3 separate regions of the Homo sapiens genome follow, and regions 1 and 3 are each linked to region 2. A link is a contact called in ENCODE Hi-C or POLR2A ChIA-PET data. All regions are on one chromosome and are shown on one strand. The core of a region is the stretch at or near the end of the contact, and the rest is flanking DNA. Distances in the headings are between cores, read along the strand shown.

Region 1 (4,796 bases), core at 2,070-4,569, 740 kb after region 2:
GCCTCAGCCCCCACCCGAGTGTCCACCTGAACATCAGCAGCAAGCTCTAGTCCTTACCGTCCTCATGCCCACAGCATCAACCACCCCGTGAAACCCCATCTCAGCTCGATTTCCTCATCCTGACCCCAACCATTATTTAGAGCCATGCTCGGACCTCCCCCTCCTCTAATCCAAAACAATCCTCACTCTATCCCCACCCCAAACTTCATTCCATCACCACCCTCATCCCAACCCCAAATCACATATCAAGCCTCCCCCTAACAGCAACTTCCATCTTCAAACATTCACAGGCAGCCCAACTCCACCCCAATCATCATCCCACCAAGGTGCCCTTCCTAATATCAACACCAGCCTTATTCCTGACTTTCCACACTCCCCAGTACTGACCCCAGACCTTATTCTATCACCAGCCCCAACCTCCTCTTCTGTCCTGCCTGCAGTCCCACCTCAGCTCTTCTCCCACATCCTGACTCCAAATATTATTAATATCTAGATCTACATCCAAACCTCAACCTCCAGACTTAACCCTCGCCTGGTGCTACACCCCAACCCCAGCCTCAGCCCAGCGTCAACCCTTGGTTCCCTTTTGTATTTAGTCATTCTTTCGGGCACTCTCTACTGAGCACTTGGTGTGTGCCAAGCCCTGTGGTGAGTGCTGGGGATGTACCCCATCCTCAAGCTAAGGCAGAAGACTCGGGAGTCAGAGCTGCCTCCAAGTTCATCATGAGACAATGGCATAGTGCAGAAGCTAGCTCAGGCCATATTCATAGAAGTGTTGACTCTCCACCCATAGGACCTCAGTTTCCCCATTTGTTCAGGGAAGAGGTTGCATTCCTGGAGCCTAAGTGTTGGCTTGAGAGGGTAATAGGTCTCAATCCCCCTGGGTCTCCAAAGGCCTTACCTGGAGAATGGAACTTGATCCTCAGCCTACTTTGGGAAACAGGCATCAGCAAAAATTGAGTGGGCCATCTCAGTAGTTAGTGATTTTCCTGTCCCTGGAGGTATATGAGCAGAGGCTGCTGCCCTCTGGGTGGGAAAGGACAGTGTCCTATGCCACGAAAACTTCTCAAGTCTCTGGCTTTTCATCTATCAAACGGGCAGTAGGATGATCAATCATTGCCCTGATTTCTGACTAAGGCAGTGGTAACGGTCAAATGACATACATAACAGAGCTGAAATCAACTTGACATATGCCAATGACAATTACAAATATTATTGCTTTTTCTAGGTGACTCGATCCACAATTCTAAATGATTTTCAGATGGCCAGGTTATCAGATCCTACATATTTGTGCTATCTATAACCCAGGGAATTATATTAATGTATTTTCTGTTCATCCATATATTCATTCATTCATTCATTCATTCTAGCCTTTACTTTGTGCCAGGCACTTTGCAAGGTATTGGAGACACAAAAATCAATTATTCCCTGCCCCTGAGGAACTCACAGTTTATTTAGAGATACAATGGTATTCACTTGACAAGTTCATTTTGCTTGCTGCCCAAAAAAACCAATGCACTGAGAACAACAGGTTTTGCAGCAAAGAAAGAGTTTAATAATCACAGGGCCAACCAAGTGGCAAAATAGGACATAATTCTCAAATCCACACCCTCATTCCCCACCCCCCACCCCACCAGAGAATTCGGAGACTATGGTTTCTCAAGGAATGGTGGCAGATGGGGCTAGGGAATAGGGAATGCCAATTGGTTGGGTTAGGGATAAAATCGTAGGGGATCAAAGCTACCTTCTTGCACTGAGTCAGTTGCTGGGTAGGGGAGCTCACAAGACCAGTTGAGCCAGTTTATTGGTATGGGTTACTGGTCCAGGTGGCACCAACTGGTCTATCAAAATGAAAGGTCTGAAAGATACCTCAAACACCAGTTTTAGGTTTTACAACTCCTCCTATAGGAGGAGTTGAGGAGATTACAAATCATGTGACCTCCAGCTACACGACTCCTGAACCATAATTCTAACCTTGTGGTTAATTTGTTAGTTTAACAAAGGCAGTTGCAGTCCCTGAGCAAGGAGGGTGTTAGTTTTAGGAAGGGGCTGTTATCATCTTTGTTTTAAAGTTAAACTATAAACTAAATTCCTCTTATAGTTAACTTGGCCTGTGCCCAGGAATGAAGAAAGACAGCTCGTAAAGTTAGACACAAGATGGAGTCAGCTATGTCAGATTTCTCTCACTGTGATAATTTTTCTGTATCAGATTTCTCTTACTGTGATAATATTCACTAGGGCACTTTCACAACATTCACCTAAAGTGAAACAATGAAGTTTTGTTGAAGGCCCACTGTGTAGTTGGCATTGAGCTAGGCTCTGAAATAAGATGGCACTGACCTCCCTTGTAAGTACAGAGACAATGTGGAGCTTTGGGGCTGGTCAGAATCTGTCACTTATTATCTATGTGGATTGGAAAAGTTATTTAACTTCCTAGTATTTTCTCTCAACTTTAAAATGGTGATAGAGATATTTGTGTGATAGTACAGAGACAGTGTGGAGCTTTGGGGCTGGTCAGAATCTGTCACTTATTATCTATGTGGATTGGAAAAGTTATTTAACTTCCTAGTATTTTCTCTCAACTTTAAAATGGTGATAGAGATATTTGTGTGATAGTACAGAGACAGTGTGGAGCTTTGGGGCTGGTCAGAATCTGTCACTTATTATCTATGTGGATTGGAAAAGTTATTTAACTTCCTAGTATTTTCTCTCAACTTTAAAATGGTGATAGAGATATTTGTGTGATGGAATTGTAAGAACTAAGAGAAATAATGCACATGAAAGTGACCAGTGCATATGTTAGGTGCTCAATAAGAGAGTTCCCTTTCCTTGGTTCATAGGTGTGGGAAGTGAAATTCAGTGTGGAAGTGAATTGTCCGAGATCTCCTAGCAATATCATAGCAGACTGAGACTTAAAGAACATTACCTAAGACTATCCAAGGGTTAGATGCTCTCACACATTCACAACCCTGGCACTTCTCATTTTACACATGAGAAAACTTGAGAAAGGTTAAGTTACTATCTGGGAGTGTCCCAGTGAGAGGCAGTGGCAGAGCTGGGTTGAAAACTCAGGCCTGTCTCATCTCAAGCCCTGGCTTGTCCTGTCTACTACTGTCTGGATCTCTCTTAACAACCTGATCCACTCAGATCATCTGAAAAATACTCACTGACCCTCTAGTGTCTTCTGGGCACTGTGCTGGCCCCTGGGGACACAGAGGTGAGTAATTCTCTCAGCACCCAGCCAGGACCCTTTCCCTCTTCCACTAACCCCTTCCCTACACAGCTCTTGTGTCTTGTGGTCCCTTCCGTTGCCCTGGAAACTCTGACGTGGCATGCTTTAGTGGCTCAGACAATGCTTTCTTCGGGGGTTGGATGGGCTGATCTCTGGGGTAACATCCCATGTCAGTGTGTTCCCATTCTGTGACCCCAAGGTGGCTAAAGGCTCTAGGGTGACTCTTCCTGGACTCAGACATAATGTGATTCATAAATACCACAGACAATTGCAAAGTGCAGGAGAGGAACTGAAAGTCCTCAGGATGTCTAGGGCATCAACGTGCTCTGAACCTTGAAATAACTCTTCCGGCATGCTCCTAACAGAGCCCGGATATTGCAGGGTGGAGACCTTGTTTTGCTGTAAATTCCGTTTGGCCCTTTTCATGAAAGTCAGTCCTTAAAAACTTCAAAATCTCCAGGTAAGCACTGTTTCCTGGGAGAGACAGTGCTCAAGGAGAATTGCTATCTTTAAAATTGTGCCTCAGGAAGTGAAGACACCCTGTGGAGAAGCAGTTGGTGCTGTCACACCGTCTGGTCCACTTGCCAAACACCCTCCTCCATCACTAGTTCTGTTTTTTTACGAGGGTGTGAGCCAGAAGACAGCAGCCTTGCCGGAAGGCAGAGTTTGTGGTCAGACCGTGTCTACAGCACCTCATTTCATCCTTCCCACCACCTGGTGAGATAGAAACCTTTATAAAGGAAGAAAATGAAGGTCAGAGTGGTAAAGTGATTTTTCAGCTTAAATGTGGCAGAACCAGGATTTGAACTTAGAACTACCTGACTCCAAAGCCCTTGGTTGTTAGATTGTCCCTCCAATTCTTTCTTAGGAGTCACAGTGGGTTTTTATCTTTCAGAGTCAGAACAGTAAAATCCTCGAAGACTCGAGGCTCTCTAATTCAATTTCCTACCCAGGGTAGGAATCTCTAACTTCACTGAAAGATATAACTCATTCGTGTGTCCTGCACAAGCTTCTCCCATGACAGGGACTCATCCCTGCTTGAGGCAGTACATTCACCATGGAACAACTCGGATCATTTGAAGTTCATCTCATGCCAAGCACAGATTTTCCTTCTTTGGAGCCTGCCCTGTTGTTCCCAACTCTGTCCTTGGAGTTTAGTTCCTCTGTCACCAGGACAGACCAGCAGAGACAGTGCCTGCCCCCTGACTGACCTCCGATCTGGAATGTATCACCCCAGAGTCAGGGAAGAGGATGGGCAAGAAAGCTGGAGAAAGAATGGTAGACAGGGACAAACAAAACTCTCCCCCTCACTCCTCAAAGGGCCTCTCTTAGAGGCCCCTTTCTATCCAGGAACCCAGAGTTGTCCCACACACGGGTCCCAAGCAAAGCACAATTCTCCTAGATAACAGCCCTACGAACAGTAAGCATATCTCAAATGAGAAAATAATGTTTAATTAAAGTAACTAAAGAACTAAAAAGCCCTACATACTCAATGTAAAAAATGTGAAAAGGACAAGAGAAATGAAAAGAGAAAGAAGTCATGAGTAATCCAGTGTCTAAGCTT
Region 2 (4,374 bases), core at 83-2,582:
AGGAGCTACTGACAAGAAGTTGTGAGGAGTCATCACAAGTCAGCTTGAGAAGTTGCATGTTATTCATATAGTTGAGAAAGGAGCCCTGGGTTAAACTCACTGCTTAAGAGCCATATGACCTAGGGAAAATTAGGTTATTTCTCTAAGCCTCACCTTCTTCCAAAAAGGGATATTAATTCCCACTTAATAGAGTTGTTGTGAGAATTAAATAAAATGATTGATGTACAGGTGTGTTGTAAAGGAAAAGAAAAACATGTGTGATAGATGTGCACATGAGTGTATACACAGACACTTGTGAACGAAAACGAAGGCCTAGAAGATGCTGGGTTCAAATCCTGACTCTGCCACTTGTGTGATCTTATACCAGTCCTGAATTCTTGAAACTCTCTTAATCTTAATTTTCCTCATTATAAAATACATTTGTTATAAGATTATTGTGAGGATTAAATGTCATTATGTTCAAAGAGCACTTATTACAGAGCCTGGCCCAAAGTACAAGTTCAAGAGCTGTTGGCACAGCATAAAGATCTCGGCTCTTTTTAACCTAATTCACCCGTTGTGGCCGGAATAGGTGATTTCTTGATAAACCTCAAGGTGGAGCTAGAGACACAGAAGTGGGTGTCTTCTTCAACAAGAATGTTTGGTCTTAAGGGGGAAGAAGAAGCAGACTTTCCATCTTGATTTTGCCAGGACACATCCTATCTCCCTTTAAACCACCACCCATGTTCCTCCATTATGAGAGCCTTTGGGGTTTTTTGTTTGTTTGTTTGTTTGTTTGTTTTGGGTTTTGTTGTCAAAAAAAGAGTCAGACAAAGGAGCATTCAATAGATGTTGTTCTGGTTTTGGTTTTGTTTTGTTTTGAGACAGGGTCTCACTTTGTCGCCCATGCTGGAGTGCAGTGGCACGACCTCAGCTCACTGCAGCCTCTACCTCTGGGATTCAAGCCATCCTTCTGCCTAAGCCCCCCAAAGTAGCTAGGACCACAGGCATGTGCTACCACACCCAGCTAATTCTTGTATTTTTTGTAGAGACGGAGTGGGGGAAGTGGGGAGGTTCTGTGGGGGTCGGAGTTTGGGGGAGGTGGGTGGTTTCACCATGTTGGCCAGGCTCAAGCAATCTTCCCGCCTCGGCTTCTCAAAGTGCTAGGATTACAGGCATGAGCCACTGTGCCCAGCCTAGAAGTTCTTTAATATTGTGAATTCACTTCTACTTGGAGAAAATATGTTATCTGGTACATAGAAGATGACTATATAGTTTTGAAAAAACAAACCTTTATTACATTTTATTTTCTTCTCATCCTTCAGCCCACAGACCAAAAGCAGGTTTTGTCTACATTCCACTCATGTGACTGATTTCCTGTCTGTCAGAGCCCAGTCATCTTTCCAAAAGGAATACTTATCATAGCTCCCATATTTCTCATTGGGAAATATGGGAAATAGCTCCCATATTTCTCAATGTAAATAAGACTCCTAGAAGTCTATCTTAGCATCCCAAGATTCCAGGAATATAGATTAGGTTTCAGTGGTTTTCAAATGAGCCCTTTGAAGTTATATATTGATAAGCTCATTAAAAACTCAACTCATTACTTTCAGTACCGCCTTGTAGGCTAAGTACCTATCATATATAATTAGAACCTCATGAGAATAAAAAAAAATCCGCATAAAAGATGAAAATACTACCAAATATCAGCCTTAACATGCCACTACTTTCAGAACTTAGAAAATCATTGCTACTGGCCGGGTGTGATGGCTCATGCCTGTAATCCCAGCTACTCAGGAGGCTGAGGCAGGAGAATCACTTGAACCTGGGAGGCGGAGGTTGCAATGAGCAGAGATTGCACCACTGCACTCCAGCCTGGTGACAAGAGCGAGAATCCATCTAAAAAAAAAAAAGCATTGCCACAGAAACAGAGCTTAGATTCCCCCAAAATCTAGCTGGGTAAGAGAAACCCCTTCTATGTATAAATAAAGGATGAGTAAGAATTAGTTAAGTGAAGAAGAATGAAAGGGGAGAAGGATGATTCCAGGCAGAGTTCCAGGACATGAGAAAGGTCAAAGAAAGGAATGCTCTTGTAGGTTTGAAAGTAATTGCATATGGCTCAACCGGAAAGGTTGAGAGGAAAATGGCGAGAGTTAAAACTGGAGGGGTGAACTGGAGATAATTATTAAGCCCTGCATTTTATGTTAAGGAGTATAGACTTTATCCTGAGAGAGGGGGAGCTACCAACATGCATCAGATGAGGCAGAACAATATCATTTCCTGCTTTAGAAAGATCATTCATGACTGCAAGACAAAGAACGGAGGAGGGCAAGGCTAGGGGGAAGGTGTGCTAGATATTTTCTGTTTGCATCTCCAGATACAGTAAGTCTTCAATGTCATCGATAGATTCTTGGAAACCGTGACTAAGGGAAACAATATATAAAGAAATCAATTTAGCTGTAGGCTAATTGATATAAATAAGTTCCTATGGCATATTTCTGGTCACGAAACATCAAACATCTAAATAAAGACCCAAAACACTTCTAATATTAAACCTTGAAATATAATAAATGTGAGCTATACATACATTTAAGAAAGATTAATAAAAACAAGTATAAGATAATTATTTTCCCAATTATTCCAGGTCAGTGTTACAGGTCGCCAGAGCCTATCCCAGAAGCAGAGCACAAAGCGGGAACCAGTCCTGGACAGGACGACATTCCCTCACAGGGCACACTCTCCCACACGCCACACTCACTCAGACTGGGACCATTTAGACACACCAGTTCACCTAATGTGCACATTTTTGGGATGTGGGAGGAAATTGGAGTACCCAGAGAAAACCCACGCAGTCATGAGGAGAATGTGCAGACTTCACACACGGTGGCCTCTGCCAGGAATCTATTTTTTTCATCAACGTTATAATGAAACGTCGTTGAACATAATGACATTATTCGAAGACCTGCTGTACTCCCTCTACTTACCTGCTGCATATCCCAGAAGTTTGACCTATGTGGGCTCCTGCTGGACTCCTTTGCCCTCTGGCTTTTGGTTGAGTCCGGCATTGGGAGATAGCAGTAGGAGATCAGAGGTCATGGGGAAAGACAGGTCCAATAATTTATCCCCCACCTCCCTCCCTAGCGAGTCTTTGTGTGAGGACATTTCTCTCCACCAAAGGTCACTGCTCTTAGCAGACAGCATCTGCCACACAACTGCCCTCTTCAGATTCTGGTAATCAAATCACTCCCCCCACATCCCTTGTTACTACCTTTGGGTAGTGATGATTAGCTAGCTGTTGCTAGCTAGCACTGGGGAAATTTTGTATCCCTTTTTGGTCTCTCTAAACCCTGCACTCATTTTGTAAATGATTCCTTTATTAAGCACTCCTCAAATTATCTAGTTTGAGTGTGCCATCTGATTCCTGCAGGACTCTGAAACAGAAAGAAACCAAGAATAGTATGGTAGCTAGCATTTATTGCCTCCCAGGCATTCTTCTAAGCAGTTTATATATATTAACTCATTTAATTCTCACAGCAACCCTAAGAAGTATCCCTCCTTTACAGATGTGGAATCTGAGATATAGAGAGATTAAGGCGATTAAGTAATTTTCCCAAAAATGCACAGCTAGTGAGCCAGAATTCAAATCTACATAGTCTGTTTCCAGAACCTGTGTTCTTAACTACTAGGCTCTTCTGGTGAGGTAAGTTGATGGTGTAAATTGCAGCAATAGGCTGGGCACGGTGGCTCATACCTATAATCCCAGCACTTTGGGAGGCCGAGGCAGGCGGATCACAAGGTCAGAAGATGGAGACCATCCTGGCTAATACGGTGAAACCCCGTCTCTACTAAAAATGCAAAAAATTAGCTGTGCGTTGTAGCAGACACCTGTAGTCCCAGCTACTCGGGAGGCTGAGGCAGGAGAATGGTGTGAACCTGGGAGGCGGAGCTTGCAGTGAGCTGTGCCACTGCACTCCGGCCTGGGCAACTGAGCGAGACTCCGTCTCAAAAAAAAAAAAAAAAAATTGCAGCAATATCAATGGAATGGGGAAAAATGAAGAAATTTCAGAGAGATTGTTGCTAATCCCAGGAGGATCAATTGAGGGCAAGAAGCAATGAGATGCATTGGTTATGAATACAGATTTTTTTTTTTTTTTGAAACTGAGTCTTGCTCTGTTGCCCAGGCTGGAGTGCAATGGCACGATCTTGGCTCACTGCAACCTCCGCCTCCTGGGTTCAAGTGATTCTCCTGCCTCAGCCTCCCCAGTAGCTGAGATTACAGGCACTTGCCACCACGCTCGGCTACTTTTGTATTTTTTTAGTAGAGACAGGGTTTCACCACGTTGGTCAGGCTGTTCTCAAACTCCTGTCATCAGGTGATCCACCTGCCTTGGCCTC
Region 3 (4,238 bases), core at 215-2,714, 670 kb after region 2:
TCTCTCGCCCATACATGCTCCGGCTCCCCCCACTTCATTCGCTCTCTCTCCTCTTCTTGTTCTCCCTAGCCTCTCTTCGTATCCTCTCCTCCCCCAACTGTCTCTCTCCTCTTGCTAAGTGTGCCCTCCTGAGTCTATCTTGTAAATTTCTTTCTAAGCTTTACTTTTAATATTCTTCCTTTCTCTCTCTCCCCTCTCTCTTGGCTGAGTGTTTGTGTAACTTTTTTCTAATCCCCCACCCCGACCCCGCCGGATTGTCTCAGACTTTTAGTCCTTTCCTCCTCTCTCAAGGGGACACAGCTGACCTTTCCTAGGAGTAGCCTCTTTTTTTGTCCCCAAACTTCTCACCCCTGGGCTCTTCTATTCTCTTCAAATGGCACACATGCCATCCCTGAATTTGCAGGAGTTTCTTTCTGCCTGTTTCACGCCAAATATAGCTTTTTTTTTTTCACACCATGTTACCAAGGAATAATCTTAGTAGACCACTGTTAATACTTCTAGACCCCACCATGACTTCCTTCTGGTATTTATCCTCATCATACACTCCACGAAAGGATCACTTATATTATGCCCATATTTTCCTCATTCTATCCAAATCAGGATACATAAGAGCAGAAGTCTAAGCCTACTTATAATTACAATAAGATAGGATATTTGAAATCTGGGCTGTCCTCGGAAATCTGGGACATAATGTTGCTATAAATGCCACCTATCCAGAATCCAGCTCTCAAGCAGTTTCATAAGCAAGCACTCTGAACATCCTCAGCATTGTCAGGAAGTTTGTATATTACACTCAGACTAAAAAAGGATTTCCTCTCATTTTGTCCATTCTGGGAATCAGAATTTTGACTGCACATCAGGTGGGGTCTGGCCATCCAGGTTGCTATCTAGAAATCACCACATAGGGGGATTCTTCACAAAAAGTTTTTGTGAGCTTTTTATGAAAAATCTTTCACTGAGGCCAGGCGCAGTGGCTCACACCTGTAATCCCAGCACTTTGGGAGGCCAAGGGGCGCAGATCATCTGAGGTCAAGAGTTCAAGACCAGCCTGGACAACATGGTGAAACCCCATCTCTACTAAAAATAGAAAAATTACACGGGTGTGGTGGCAGGCACCTGTAATCCCAGCTACTTGGGAGGCTGAGGCAGGAGAATCGCTTGAACCCAGGAGGCAGAGGTTGCAGTGAGCTGAGATCGCGCCATGGCACTCCAGCCTGGGTGACAGAGTGAGACTACATCTCAAAAAAAAAAAAAAGAAAATCTTTCACTGAGAAAGGTTGAACCCAAGTCTGAAATGAAAGCATACAGTTTACTACCCATTGATTGATTTATGCAGAAATCTGTATAAAGATCTCCAAAGGTGGCTTAGTAGGTTCTGTTTTAAACTTTCAGTTCCTCCTCCCTAGAAAGTTAGGGAAACCTCTTAACCAATACGAGTTCCTCTGATCTGAGCTGAACTTTCCTTCTTCCACTATCCAAATTCTGCTGATTCTTTTCTGTCCAGGATATTCATCTAAGTCACCATGGTTGTATATGCTCAAGGTTCACTTTAAGTACAGTCTTAATCTTGTTTCTGAGGAAGTTTGCTTTCTCCAGTAGGTCTGCAAAACTTCCGCTTCTTATTTCCTATTGCCCCTGAAATGACATTTCTCCTTGTGAATTAATATGGGCCTGCCTACCTCTAGGTAATCCTGTTTTTGTCATGTATCTGTATTGCATTTTCTGTCCACTTTTGTCCTCTCTTACAGTGAAGGGAGCATTTTAAACTTTTTTGTTTCCATAGAACAGTAACTTGCTGGTTGGAAGACCCGAGTTTAACATGGACCCTCGGAGAAACATGACCCCCGGAGAAACATGGAGAGCCTGAGACATCCTGTGTAATTCAATAAATATCCACCCACTCCCACCCCCACCTTTGCTGGCTACAGCAGCTGGGGAAGTCAGAGGGAAGGAGGTTTTTTATGTTTTGTTTTGTTTTGTTTTGTTTTGGAGACGGAGTTTTACTCTTGTCGCCCAGGCTGGAGTGCAATGGCATGATCTCAGCTCACTGCAACCTCAGCCTCCTGGGTTCAAGCAATTCTCCTGTTTCAGCCTCCTGAGTATCTGGGATTACAGGCACACACCAAATCGCCTGGCTAATTTTTTGCATTTTTAATAGAAACAGAGTTCCACCATGTTAGCCAGGCTGGTCTCGAACTCCTGACCTCAGGTGATCTGCCCGCCTCGGCCTCCCAAAGTGCTGGGATTACAGGCGTGAGCCACCGCGCCTGGCCGGAAGGAGTTATTTTTGAGCATTTTATGCTGCTCAGTCTTGTGCAGACCGCACATACTGTAGAGTTCATGCACTTTTCTCCCAGTAGTGACTTTCAGCTCTTGCTTTACATGTAGTTCCAACAAGCTTGGATATTTAGTTTCCATGTCTATAGCAGATCAAAATTAACAATTAATGGGTGGGGGTTGGGAGGCCAGAATAAGATAGTTAAAAGCACAGATTCTGGAGTCAAACTGAGTCTTTGAATCCTGTGCTGCTGCTTCCTAACTGTATGACTTTGAAGTATTTAACCTTTTAGCTTCAATTTCCTCATCTGTAAAATGGGAATAATAATAATAGCTATTTTGCACAGTTGGTCATAAAGATTAAATAAGTTAATATATATGAGGTGCCTGCATTTGTAAGTACTCTGTGAGTATAGAGAGGGCGCATTGGTAACAGTACTGATGAGATGTAGCAAAGAAGCAAACCAACCAAAAAAAGCGGAGAAAACAGAGCAATCTAGGATCCAACTGTGTAAGACAGAGGTTCCCAAACTTTCTCAGCTCAAAGGCACCTTTAGTGTCTCAGTAATTTTTTCATGGTGACTTCTCCATGCCCACTCCTCCTACAAAAAAACCAAAGTAATAATTCTCTTTATTAAGTAGTTAAGTCCAAACAACTTAATCAGTATTTACATCCTAATAATTTACTAACCATTTGAAATAATAATTACATAAGTTTTTATTCATTTCTTTCTTTTTTTTTTTTTTTTGAGATGGAGTCTTGCCCTGTCACCCAGACTGGGGTGCAGTGGCACCATCTCAGCTCACTGCAACCTCCGCCTCCGGGTTCAAGTGATTCTCTTGCCTCAGCCTCCTGAGTAGCTGGGATTACAGGCGTGTGCCACCACACCCAGCTAATTTTTGCATTTTTAGTAGAGATGGGGTTTTGTCATTTGGCCAGGCCGGTGTCGAACTCCTGACCTCAGGTGATCCACCCGCCTCGGCCTCCCAAAGTGCTGGGATTACAGCCACCATGCCCAGCATTTTTTTTTTTTTTTTTTTGAGATGGAGTCTTGCCCTGTCACCCAGGCTGTAGCGCAGTGGTGTAGTCTCGGCTCACTGCAACCTCCGCCTTTTTGTAGAGATGGAGTTTGCCATGTTGGCCAGGCTGGTCTCAAACTCCTGACCTCAAGTGATCTACCCACCTCGACCTCCCAAAGTGAGGCACTACACACTACAGGGTCTGAAAGCAGGGAACATAAGTCCGATTCATTCTGACTTCCTAGAACTAAGTCAAAGGGAAAACTCCAACTTACCACACCCAAGTAACAAAAGGACCAGAGGCTACTCCCTTTGCATCCCCCACTTTTCTGCCTGGCAGATGAAAAACTGAAAGTACCTGTGATTTGTCCTCTTCTGCAACCAATCAGGCTGGTCTCAGGCCAAGTTTTCATTTGCATAGGAGTATAAGTTTGTAACTTCACTTCAGCCTCTGATTGGTCACCTTCTGCAACCAATCAGATGTTTGCATGGGTTTAACTTTGTAACTTCACTTCCATCTCTGATTGGTTGCAGAAAGCAACCAATCAGATTGGTTTAACTTTGTAACGTCACTTCAGCCTCTGATTGGTTGCCTTCTGCAACCAATCAGATTAATCACAGGCCACTTCTTCATTTACATAGGGTGTACCTCAAGTAACCAATGGGAAGCCTCTAGAGGGTATTTAAATCCCAGAAAATTGGGTAACCAGTTTCCTGAACCCATATGCTTGGCCTGCTCCCACACTATGGAGTGTACTTTCGTTTTCAGTAAATCTCTGCTTTTCTTGCTTCATTCTTTCCTTGCTTTATTTGTGTGTTTTGTCCAATTTTTTCAAGAAGCCAAGAATCTGGGCACCTTCCACTGGTAACAGAATTGCTGGGATTACAGGCATGAGCCACTGTGCCCAGCCAGTTTTTATTCTTAAATATTCATAATTATG

Evidence for each region. Hi-C counts contacts between places; a loop is a spot of excess contacts on that map. ChIA-PET counts read pairs that join two places held with the same protein, here RNA polymerase II (POLR2A). Pooled maps may share reads with other maps.
Region 1: a pooled map shows a loop between it and region 2 (1.9-fold over the local background). The contact joins two enhancer-like sites. A Hi-C loop is called at or near these places in 1 of 50 pooled maps. POLR2A ChIA-PET finds 5 or more read pairs at or near these places in 2 of 52 experiments (BJ and CD8-positive, alpha-beta memory T cell).
Region 3: a loop to region 2 is called in a map of ovary, with 4 times the contacts of the local background. The contact joins two enhancer-like sites. A Hi-C loop is called at or near these places in 1 of 168 maps with a recorded cell type or tissue (ovary). POLR2A ChIA-PET finds 5 or more read pairs at or near these places in 1 of 52 experiments (endothelial cell of umbilical vein).

Annotation. Positions count from the first base shown.
Region 1 is chr1:52,633,737-52,638,532 of GRCh38, forward strand. All of the region lies in intron 1 of SHISAL2A (shisa like 2A), which reads left to right. Among named protein-coding and RNA genes, the nearest start is that of SHISAL2A, 3.0 kb to the left of the region's middle. RefSeq lists an enhancer at 3,631-3,790. Within about 2 kb of position 3,320, at least 13 of the 41 ENCODE cell types and tissues checked have a DNase peak (open chromatin) inside an H3K27ac peak, as active enhancers do.
Region 2 is chr1:51,896,444-51,900,817 of GRCh38, forward strand. No RefSeq gene overlaps it. Among named protein-coding and RNA genes, the nearest start is that of NRDC, 20 kb to the left of the region's middle. RefSeq lists an enhancer at 884-2,083. Within about 2 kb of position 1,333, at least 4 of the 41 ENCODE cell types and tissues checked have a DNase peak (open chromatin) inside an H3K27ac peak, as active enhancers do; they include endothelial cell of umbilical vein, where a contact is called at or near this core.
Region 3 is chr1:52,568,152-52,572,389 of GRCh38, forward strand. No RefSeq gene overlaps it. Among named protein-coding and RNA genes, the nearest start is that of TUT4, 17 kb to the left of the region's middle. RefSeq lists an enhancer at 3,146-3,646. Within about 2 kb of position 1,465, at least 2 of the 41 ENCODE cell types and tissues checked have a DNase peak (open chromatin) inside an H3K27ac peak, as active enhancers do; they include endothelial cell of umbilical vein, where a contact is called at or near this core.